Regions from separate parts of the Homo sapiens genome. Here region 1 is linked to region 2. Evidence: chromatin loops called from intact Hi-C (ENCODE). Cell type or tissue: A673. All regions are shown on one strand. Links, peaks and the distances in the headings refer to the core of each region. The heading gives the core; the rest is flanking DNA.

The links. Hi-C counts contacts between places; a loop is a spot of excess contacts. Peaks named below come from ENCODE experiments on the same cell type or tissue, not always from the same donor. Only the 100,000 strongest peaks of a DNase experiment are listed, where the experiment ranks them.
Region 1: it touches region 2 in a loop (8-fold over the local background); 28 of 110 quality-filtered maps call a loop at or near these places.

What each region holds. Positions count from the first base shown.
Region 1 is chr7:85,827,237-85,832,629 of GRCh38, reverse strand. No RefSeq gene overlaps it. Among named protein-coding and RNA genes, the nearest start is that of LINC00972, 410 kb to the right of the region's middle. In A673, for the core only: a CTCF peak has its summit at 2,608 (motif pointing right); no DNase peak of the experiment used is centred there.
Region 2 is chr7:85,028,357-85,033,749 of GRCh38, reverse strand. All of the region lies in intron 12 of SEMA3D (semaphorin 3D), which reads left to right. It also overlaps the pseudogene HSPA8P16. Among named protein-coding and RNA genes, the nearest start is that of SEMA3D, 160 kb to the left of the region's middle. In A673, for the core only: a CTCF peak has its summit at 2,758 (motif pointing left); a DNase peak (open chromatin) is centred at 2,699.

The sequences.
Region 1 (5,393 bases), core at 277-5,276, 800 kb before region 2:
TGAACAATGCTAATAAGCATTTATAAATCATTAATTTTTTTCATTTATCTCTATCATGGAAGAAAACACAAAAACAATATTTGTTAAATTTTAATGTCTGTCCTTCTCATGAAGAGGTGAGAAATGTGTGGCACTTTTGTATCCTATCCAAATAGTAAGTAATCATTTTAAAAGACTTTTCAAATGCTTAAAGTTTCCAGGATTGTATTTAGTAACGTAAAGCCCTCCAAAATTGGCCAACATTTCCCACGTAGTGAATTGAGCTGTTACGAGGTCCCATTCAGTCATCAGAAAAGATGCTAAGTATGAAGGGGAGACATTTAGGTCAAAGCTAGAATGCAGAAAAATAAAGTAAGGCCACAAAAGAGTCCCTGTCAAAGAGAAAGTGTTCAGATATACACCCATTATTAATAAAAACGACAGCTTGATCTGATTCCATCTTTCATTCAGGAATGGCATGAAGAAAATCTTACTAATCTCAAGAAATATCCAACTGTACCTCCACATTATATGAGATCCTGACATCAGTTAGTGTACCTTAGGAATGCTCTCCCGTTATTTTCTTTCTTTAGAACCAATGTATAAACCTCCCTTTCTTTTCACACAGTCATTCCACTGTTTGGAACTTCTGGTAACATTAAAGTTCATTCCCTTGTGGTAATTGATACATCAGTCACACAAGCCATTTTTTCTGTATATTCTTAAAGTATCACTGTAGATCAAAACATAATGTAAAAAGATAAAAGTGACCTGTGTTTGGAAATGTAAAATTTACTCTCCTTTAACCACCCACTTTTCAATTTCCTCTCAAGGCAAACTTTGAAGGGCCATTCTGAGACTCTTTTTTTTTTTTTTTTTTTTTTTTAATTCCTTCCTGAGGGACTTGTTTTTTCTTTTGAAAGGGAAGAATGGGTTTTGCAGACTTTTCTCATATAAAAGGAAAATACAAGATAAAATAGAACAGAAAAAAAGCATTTCCCCAACAACAAAACAAAGTTGGAAAACAGCTGTTTAGCAACACCTTACTTCCCAAACACACTGATAAGGAATTATTATTTTGCAATAGAAATAATGATAAACATAAAGTTACTGTCTTGCACTATGATTTTGAATGTATGCTCTGACATTTCACTTCTAATTTTCCCCTGGTTTGGCCTTGTGACTACCATGAACAAAGCAAACAGCCTTCACTGTCCTTTCTTAGCTGTGAAGTACAGATAATTCTAATTTCTCTGCTAACCTTTCAGTGCCACTGAGAGAATGAGATGAGAAGATGGTGCACATGCTTTTAGAACCTTCAGATGTTATTTAAATACGTAGTGGTTTTCATATTGTTGTTGATTTGATAAAGTAATATAGTATTCATTCATTTACTCAATTATAAATTATTCAATACATATTTATTAACTGTCTAATGTGAAAAATTTGAATGAAGGTTTTTGCTGATGTAGTATTTTTAAAAAAGTTGAAAAACTATTATTTTTGTTTAATGTTCTGAGAAGGAAAAGAAAACAGACACATAATACATTATTAGATTGTTCAAATTGGAAATTAAAGTAATAGGAAACCTTTAAATAATTCATTTTGAAAATACAGTCTAGCAACATCAAATAAGGAAAGAATAGATGATAATACAGAAGGGAGGCCCCATGTGGGAATGGAATATACAAGATTTAAAGAACCTGGTACTTCTGGAAGAATTTAGTAATTTTTATGCCCTTTAAGTGTCTCTCTAATATTTACTTGTTACCCAAATATAAGTTATATCAGGAGACAATATGTGGTTAAGATATTAAGAGGATAAGCTACAGTGCCAGATTATCTGTGTTTAAATCTTGGCTCTAATATTATAGCTAAGTGGACGTTCAAAAAGTTTCTTCAGTTCTCTATGCTTATATTTTCTTACTGATAAACTAGGATGATAATCACACCTACTTTGCAGGATTGTTGTGTGGATGAAATAAATTCCTATGTGGGAAGTGCTTGGAGGAATGTCTGGGAGCCTCTGAACCATTAGAGCTGTTTAAATATTATTGTTATCTGCATATTTTTCTTCAGAGTCTCTAAATAAAAACCTTGCACACTAATTCACAATATGAAGATCATTTATAATAACTATCCCAGATAATTTAGGGCACAGATAATAATAACATTAATAATTACCACATATAAGGAGAGATTAGCTTTGCCTTGCACTGTCCTGAATTTGTTACATGCCGCATTTATCATCTCAACCTTATGTAGTTACTAAAATTATCCCCATTTTGCATGTAAGAAAATGGAAGCATCCTAAGAAAAACTAATTTACCCAAGCTTGTACAGCTAGAAAATGATTGAGCTGTGGTTTGAATCTAGACACTCCATCTCCAGAACTTGCACTGTTAACTTCCAGTGCCTTGAAAAGTACCATATAGATATAAATATTAATATCTGTGGTATCTCTAAGCTACTTAAAATGTTGACAAGGACATCCAGTTACTCAAATATTCTGAATAAACAGGATTTTATTATACATGTTTTAATGCACCATTAAAATTTCAAATATACTCTAAATCTTGAGCTTTATTAATAACGTTGCATAGTATATTGTATTAGTAGATTTGCCACAAGATGGCATGCTTCACTAGGAAGTGTTCATTCTTGCCAGGTGCAAAGATATAAAATGTGATATTCTATAATAGGGCTAGGGGAAAAAAGTGTGTAGCCTTCTCTGATTGTTTTACATGAACAGATATTTCACTTTAATTTTACCATGCTCATTCTGGGCAAACAACCTGCAACCATATTATTCAGCTCTTGCATTCAAAGCTACGCCTTTGTTTCCATTAAAGACATTTTCACAAGGACAAAAAACCAAACACCACATGTTCTCATTCATAGGTGGGAATTGAACAATGAGAACACATGGACACAGGAAGGGGAACATCACACTCCGGGGACTGTTGTGGGGTGGGGGGAGGGGGGAGGGATAGCATTAGAAGATATACCTAATGCTAAATGATGAGTTAATGGGTGTAGCACACCAGCATGGCACATGTATACATATGTAACTAACCTGCACATTGTGCACATGTACCCTAAAACTTAAAGTATAATAATAATAAAATTAAAAAAAAATAGATTAAACCCCCACATGGAAAAAATATCAAAAAAAGACATTTTATTCTGTTTTATATAGTCTATATTTTGCTCTCAAGATCAAAGCTTTTTGTCTGACTTTGTGTTTCTGTCACCTGAAATATTTTGATTATGTCGCAATTATATATTCTCTGGGAAAAACACTTTCTCATTGTACCTATCCATATGGGTGCTTTGGATGGAAATAAACATTTGCATTTGAACTGTTCTGTGGCCTGTCAACATCACTATGGGCCATCAACACTGTCAGAGCATTAGCAGGAGACTAAACACTGGGGAGAAGCCTTGATAATTTAGCTGGACTAACTCTGAACCTACAAAAACGGTCCTTTCCTTTAGATTTTAAGGGCTAAGTCTATGCAGAAAATAACTAAGAGTTTCAACCGTTTTACATTTCTAGGTACAACGTTATTAAAAAGTGGATGAAAACACTATGAGAAGCAGTGTAAAGGGTACATTTATAACAGCAAGGTGTAGGCTATTTTTTAAACTACTGTTATAGTAGAATTCCAAGGCCTTTCTCGCATTTGAAAAGGTTGGGCATGGTTAGGGAAGATTTTCATGTTTAAATAACAACTTCCTGTGAGTGAGAGGATCTGCTCAGAGAGCTGTCAGTTCTCTTTAAACCGTGTAATACAATTCCCAGACAACTATAGGACCATCCCTCTATGGGTAGTGGGGTCAATGAAAAGTCATATATGACTCAAACTTTCTCACCCTAGAATCTGAGAGATTGAATCTGTTGACTTCCTCAGCTTTGGCCAGCTCTGGAGTGGAAAATGGATTTGAGAGATTAAACCTAAATCTCTTGTGTATCAAAGCAAGGAACTAAATTCAGGACTACTGTGCTGGCTAAGTGAGGACTACTGTGCTGGCTGAATGGGGACTACTGTGCTGGCCGATTGAGGATGGAATCCTCAAACCAAACACTGTAGACCACTGTCTCTGTGCTAAGGTCTAAACTTCGAGAAACTTTCTGCCACCTTAGAAAGAGAAAGGAAGTTTTGAGAAGAAAATCGTTTTTAAATATTATTTTGTTTTTTATTTTCTTTTTAGTTAAATACACAAAAGGCTTGCTTTACAGCTTTTTTGTTAAGTCTTTTTGTGTGTGTGTAGAGCCCCACTTATACTCAGTTCTGTTAAAAAAAATATGCATTGAAAAATTTTCCAGAATTCATAGACTGGAATGAGGGTTCTATCTGTGGTGTATTTACTTTCAAATGATGGCCTTAGGCTGTGCAATGGCTGCCCAGACAGACCTTTGGAGGTCTCCTGCTTTGATAGTTGTTAAAATAGAAATGTTAAAATTTCACCGATTCAGAATTCTTATGTAACCAGTCAAATAGTAAAGTAAAATAGAACTTTTGGAAATGTGCAGCAATAATACTAATAAAAGCATACCTGGGGCCAGGCACGGTGGCTCACGACTGTAATCCCAGCACTTTGGGAGGCCGAGAAGGGTGGATCACCTGAGGTCAGCAGTTTGAGACCAGCCTGACCAATATGGTGAAACCCCGCCTCTACTAAAACTACAAAAAAATTAGCCGGGTGTGGTGACAAGCGCCTGTAATCCAGCTACTCAGGAGGCTGAAGCAGGCAAATCGCTTGAACCCGGGAGGAGGAATTGCAGTGAACCGAGATCGTGCCACTGCACTCCAGCCTGGGCAACAAGAGCGAAACTCCGTCTCAAAACATAAAAGAGTATAACTGGATGAAGACAGTGATTGAAACCTATCCAGTGTCCCATCCCATGATCCATGATGTCTGTGATAAAGATTCCCCAAGTAGTCATTTTTTTTTTTTGACATGAAGTCTCACTCTGTTGCGCAGGCTGGGGTGCAGTGGTGTGATCTCAGCTCACTGCAACCTCCGCCTCCTGGGTTCAAGTGATTCTCCTGTCTCGGGCTCCTGAGTAGCTAGAATTACAGGTGTGCACCACCATGCCTGGCTAATTTTGTATTTTTAGTAGAGACAGGGTTTCACCATGTTGGTCAGGCTGGTCTCAAACTCCTGACCTCAGGAGATCTGCCCCCTATTGGCCTCCCAAAGTGCTGGGATTACAGGCTTGAGACGTCGCCGCACCTAAGCCCCAAGTAGTCTTTGACAGACATCTGCTTCTTCCATTTTAAGACATTCCGGGATTAATAGAAAAAGCAGAAGAAAATGAATATATCTCAGAATGAATATGTCTCAGAAATGCCACATAATTTCAATAATATGTCACAGAGCCAAGACATTTTCATTGAATAAAACAA
Region 2 (5,393 bases), core at 237-5,236:
CATGAGTTTTTTGGTTTGGGGTTTTTTGTTTGTTTTTATTTGTTTTTAATAAAGACTGTCACCATTCAGGCCATATTATTTTTCAATTATCTAGATATTATAGGAGAATGAATTGGAAGCTGAGACTATTCACATTAATTACAACAACAACAAATTATTTGCATATGTAGACCCAGCAGTTGAGTCCTATAATACTCAGAAATAGAAAATAAGTATCGAAATGACTACATGCTGATGCATCCTGGTTACATTATTTTCCAACTCGAGTGTAAGTTAAGATGCTTTACAAGTGGTGGTTGTCACCGCCTTCCCTGCTGCTGCCTAAAAGAGCTGTGAATGTCATGCGAGGCTTAAAGAGAACTCACGTTTTACATGACTGTCCTCATAAGCACACAGACACTTCTCTGAAACGTGAGTAAGAGACTCCCCGAAAGTAGGAAAATAAAAATGTCAGTGGGAAGTGTTTTTCATCAATGAGAAAATAAACACCAAATTATGTTCAACATACTGGTCTCTTCTGCCGACTACTCAGAATATAGTCTTTATGCTGTAAGAAATTGTCTTGAAAAGTTCAAAATTATTTAGCAAATAGCCTGCATCTAAACCATCAAATAAATACTTAATTTTTACTTTCTAACAACTTGGGAAAACAAAAGCATGATTAGGACTAAAGAAGGGTCATTTAAGGAAGTTATTACTCAATTTTTTCTCAACATTAATATTTATCATACAATTTTTATGCCTTTAAAAATATGTAAACACATTTGCACCTGAAGTTGAGCTCTGAGAACCATGCCTAATAAAGAATCTTTCCACCGTAGCCCCTATTAAGGCTGTAATCAGTAATAGAGACAGAAAGACCAAGTCTCCTTCTGAAAGACTCCACCAAGAAAACTCTCTTTCATCAAATATTATGTCCTTTTATAGAACTTAAAGAGATTTTAAACATGCCAGTTACTGTCAAAATTTATTTATTTTTACAGTTGTGGTTAAAGAAGGAGGATTTTCTTTTTGGTTGTACTGAGTTAAACTGTTATATCTATGCTCTCTTTAGATAAGCAGAAACCACATAATATAAATTTATTAGTATGAGACTAATAATGTTGAGGTATTTTTAAATATTTTTATTGATCAACCCTATCCAATTGATTTTGTGTTAGTATAGTGACAATCATTTCTACTAACATGTTTGCAGGCTTTATCTAGAAATCCGTGGTAGCTAAGGACATCAGCTATTTCCAAATAACTAGCTACTTATGTATTCTCTTTGAAATCACTGTGACCAAATTTGAAAATGTCTGAAATCATGCATAGATAGGTAGCCTTTTACTTCATTGCTTCTTCAGTCATTTTTACAACATCTTGTTTCTTATTAGCACTCAATGCTATTAGTGTGCTTTTCTACATTATGTTTTATATTTAGAATACTGATGTTGAATTTAGGAGCATCATATATGTGATGTGAAAATCTGTTATACAAATACACTTTACCATTAATAACACTACACATTAAATCATTGAAATTATATTTCACAGCGTATCAGATAAACTATGCCTGTAAAATTTGAGAATGTAAGAACTGGAGTGAATGATAAAGACCACGTAATTCACCCTCATTTTACAGGGAAGGGAATGAATACCCAGAATAATTAAATAACTTTCCCAATATCATATTGCCAAAAACAGTGGAATGAAGAGGGATGTTGAATTTTCTGATCAGTCTTCTCTCTCTATTCGTTAATATTCTGTAATATGCACTTATTTCCTAATATTTATCTGATTGATATACTGCCGAATGTCCCACCTAAAATTAGCTGCATTGAATTTTACATTATTTCCTGGCATTCTTTCTTATTTGTTTTCTAAAAGCAGCCCAATTTCAGTAATTTTTGTTTATATAAAGTTATGATTCTATCTCTCTAAATATCCAGAATATTTTGATCAAACTCATTACTGAACACTTCTTATGATCCAGACACTCTGATAAGCCCGTATACGTTATCTCACTACATTCTTAAAATAAACACACAGAGTAGGTATTATTATCCCAATTTTATAGATAAGAAACAAGCCCAGCGAAGGTAAACATATGTTCATGCTCTCACAGTTTATGAATTGTTATGACTGGAATGAAACTTACTCTACTTAACTCCAAATCAAAAGCCATTAACCTACCTTTTGTTCTACCTTCAAAGGGATAACAAATGAGCAACCAAACAGAACTTTATGCTATTTTTCCAGAGATTTGTCTATTCTCTGCACAAGTAATAATGAATTTTGAAACTTTACTACACTTACCATTTCTCTTACTGCAATTCAGAGGAACACATCTTACTTTAATAAAAGTATTGCTGAATACTTTGCTTTCTATGAAATTGTTAGAACCTTTACTAAAAGCCATATTACACTTAAGTTAAAGCTTTAACGTAGGTTATTTTTTAAAAAATTGTTTTTACATTTTCTGCATCTGTATTGCTATTAAGATTGAATTCTAAGTTGTTCTCCCAGTGGTGAGACTTCTGTTGACATTATCACTCAGTTAAATAAACACTACAACTTTCAGTGTGTCAAGCTTACTTTAAGTTTTTGGTTTTGACAGAATGCTGTACTTCTTTGACAAAAAGTCAAACCTAAACTCCTAGCTTAACCATGACATCACTGCTCTGCAATGTTAATAAGCCTAGAAAAGCAAGAATGCAAAAGGATATATTATAGAATTCCTTCACTTCAAATGATTCTTCTGCCCTCTGGTGTCCAAATAGAATATTTGAACAAGCCATATTTTGTTCAGGTGGATTTTTTCAATCATTATTGCCCTGCCAGGTTTTGGTAATAAGAAGTTCCAAGTGAAATAAAATATTAAAAAGTCCATAATACAGTGAATCAATCATACAGGTCAGATATAGAAACCAAATTGAATCCAGCCCAAAATAACAGACTGCTAGAAAACCCAGAATCTAAGAAAGATTTGTAAAGGCAGAAAATTTCCAACTTGATAGTTGGTTTTTTATAACTGATGTACTCTGCAGTTTTATTCTGTGTAGCCAAGGGATTTTTAAGATTTATGCATAAGTGTAAAGTATTAGTAAATATTTCCTCAAAAGTGAGTTTCAGTTTTAAACCATTCCCTTATCAAAAAGGTGAGGAGAAAATACTTGTTTTTGAAGTTCAAATATAAAATGCATGTTTTACTTTGCTTGAATCATTTTGCCACCATTTTTAAATAACTACTAAATGTCTGATTTTGTAAAAATAATGATTCCTTTTTAAATTCCATTTGCTCCCAAATTGTTACCGCGTTAAATGTTAGTTGTTTTAGTTTTACTTTTACAGATGAAAGCTTACACGTGGATTTCCCAACTAAGTCTCCATTTTTTGGTGGGAAATAAAAGGAGGTAGTTATAGGTACTTTTTAAATATTTCATAAATTCATTTTACTATGTGGACACTGATGAACATAAATGCATGATAATTTTTATTAATAGCTCAAACACCAGAAAAGCCTGTTCTTTTTACTTTTTTTTATCTAGGTAGTTTCAAAAAAAAAAAATAGGTGGTGAAAAATGGTGATTCTAAGGATTCCTGAAAATTTTTTGGTTCAAAAATTTGAAACAAAGCCATATTTAAGGAACATCATAACATGGTAAGAAGCATCCTGGGTAGAGTACCTAGAGACTGGACTTCTCACGCCAGCATTGCCTCTTCCACTGTCCAACACTAGAGACATTAAATAAATGCTCATTTTCAGCTCAAAATCTTTTTTTTTATTCAGGGGTGGAGGTTGTGGTTAGTTTTCTTTTGTTTAATCTTTTTTTGATACCAACTTTAAATACAGTTTTATTTAAGACATTGCATTTTCCACTTACAATACAATGTTTATAAAGTGCAATGTTATTTCCTTTCCTTGTGCTCATGTTCCATATTCAAGTATTGAGAATGCCCAGTAATTTAGTATAGCAGCTCGACCGTAAAACTGCCATAGAATTTGATACAAATTTGGGTTCTTCGGTGTTTTAACTATGTAGAAGAATGCTACATCTATAGTTGGGTTGTCTTAATCAACCTCTTCAGTGGTGGGCCCTGAAAAGCACCACCAGATGCAGGAGCTCTACCACCAGGAAATCCCCCTGGCATTCCTCCTAGCATGCCTTCTGCACTCTAGTCCAGTTTGGTTATCATGGACTTGAAGACTTCTCCAGCTCTTGCTGTGCATGTTCAAATTCTTCCTTCTCTGCAGTCTGATTCTTGTCGAGCCAGTTGATAATTTCATGGCACTTGCTAAGAATCTTCTGTTTGTGCTCATTGTTAATCTTGACTTGAAGTTTCTCATCTTCAGCAGTTGCTTTCATGTTGAACACATAGGGATCAAGTGAATTCTTGGATGACACCTTGTCCCTCTGCTTCTCATCTTCAGCTTTGTACTTCTCAGTTTCCTGGACCATAGGCTCAATGTCTTCCTTGCTCAAATGGCCCTTGTCATCAGTGAGAGTAGACATTGAGGATGCCCTTGGCATTAATATCAAAGGTGACTTCAATCTGATGAGCACCATGGTGTGCAGGAGGTACGCCTGTGAGCTCAAACTTGCGAAGTAGGTTTTTATCCTTGGCAATGACATGCTAGGCTTGTCAGAGTAGGTAGTGAAGGTCTGTGTCTGCCTGGTAGGAATGGTAGCATCACACTTGATGAGGACAGCCATGACTCCATCAGCAGTTTTAATATCAAGGGAAAGAGGAGTGACATCCAAAAACAGAAAATCTTGAACATTTTGAGATGTCTCTAGATAGGACGGCTGCCTGGACAGCTGCATCATAAGCAACAGCTTCATGAGGGTTGATGCTCTCATTCAGCTATTTTCCATTGAAGATGCCTTGGAGAAGCTACTAAATCTTGGGGATACAATTAGGACCACCAACCAGGACAATATCAGGAATCTGTGGTTTGTCTAGTTTGACATCTCAAATGGATTTCTCTATGGGGTCCAGAATGCCACAGAACAGGCTCAGCATTCAATTCTCCAAATTGGGCACAATTAATGGAGATATAGAAGTGGATTCCTTCATGAAGAGAATTGACCTCAGTACTGGTTTCAGTGCTGGAAGAGTATGTTTAGCAAGTTCACAAGCAGTATAGAGGTGCCAGACAGCTCTCTTGTTCTCACGGTGTCCTTCCATGTGTGCACTATAACTCACCAGTAAAATGGTTGACATTTCAGTTGTGAAAGTCCTCTCCACCTAAGTAGGTGTCTCTGGCTGTAGATTTCACCTCAGAGATTCCATCCTCCATAGTGAGGATCAAAAACACCACCTCCCAGGTCAAAGATTAGCACATTTCTTTCAGCTCCAACCTTTTTTTTTTTTTTTTTTTGTCTAAACTGTAAGCAATAGCAGCGACA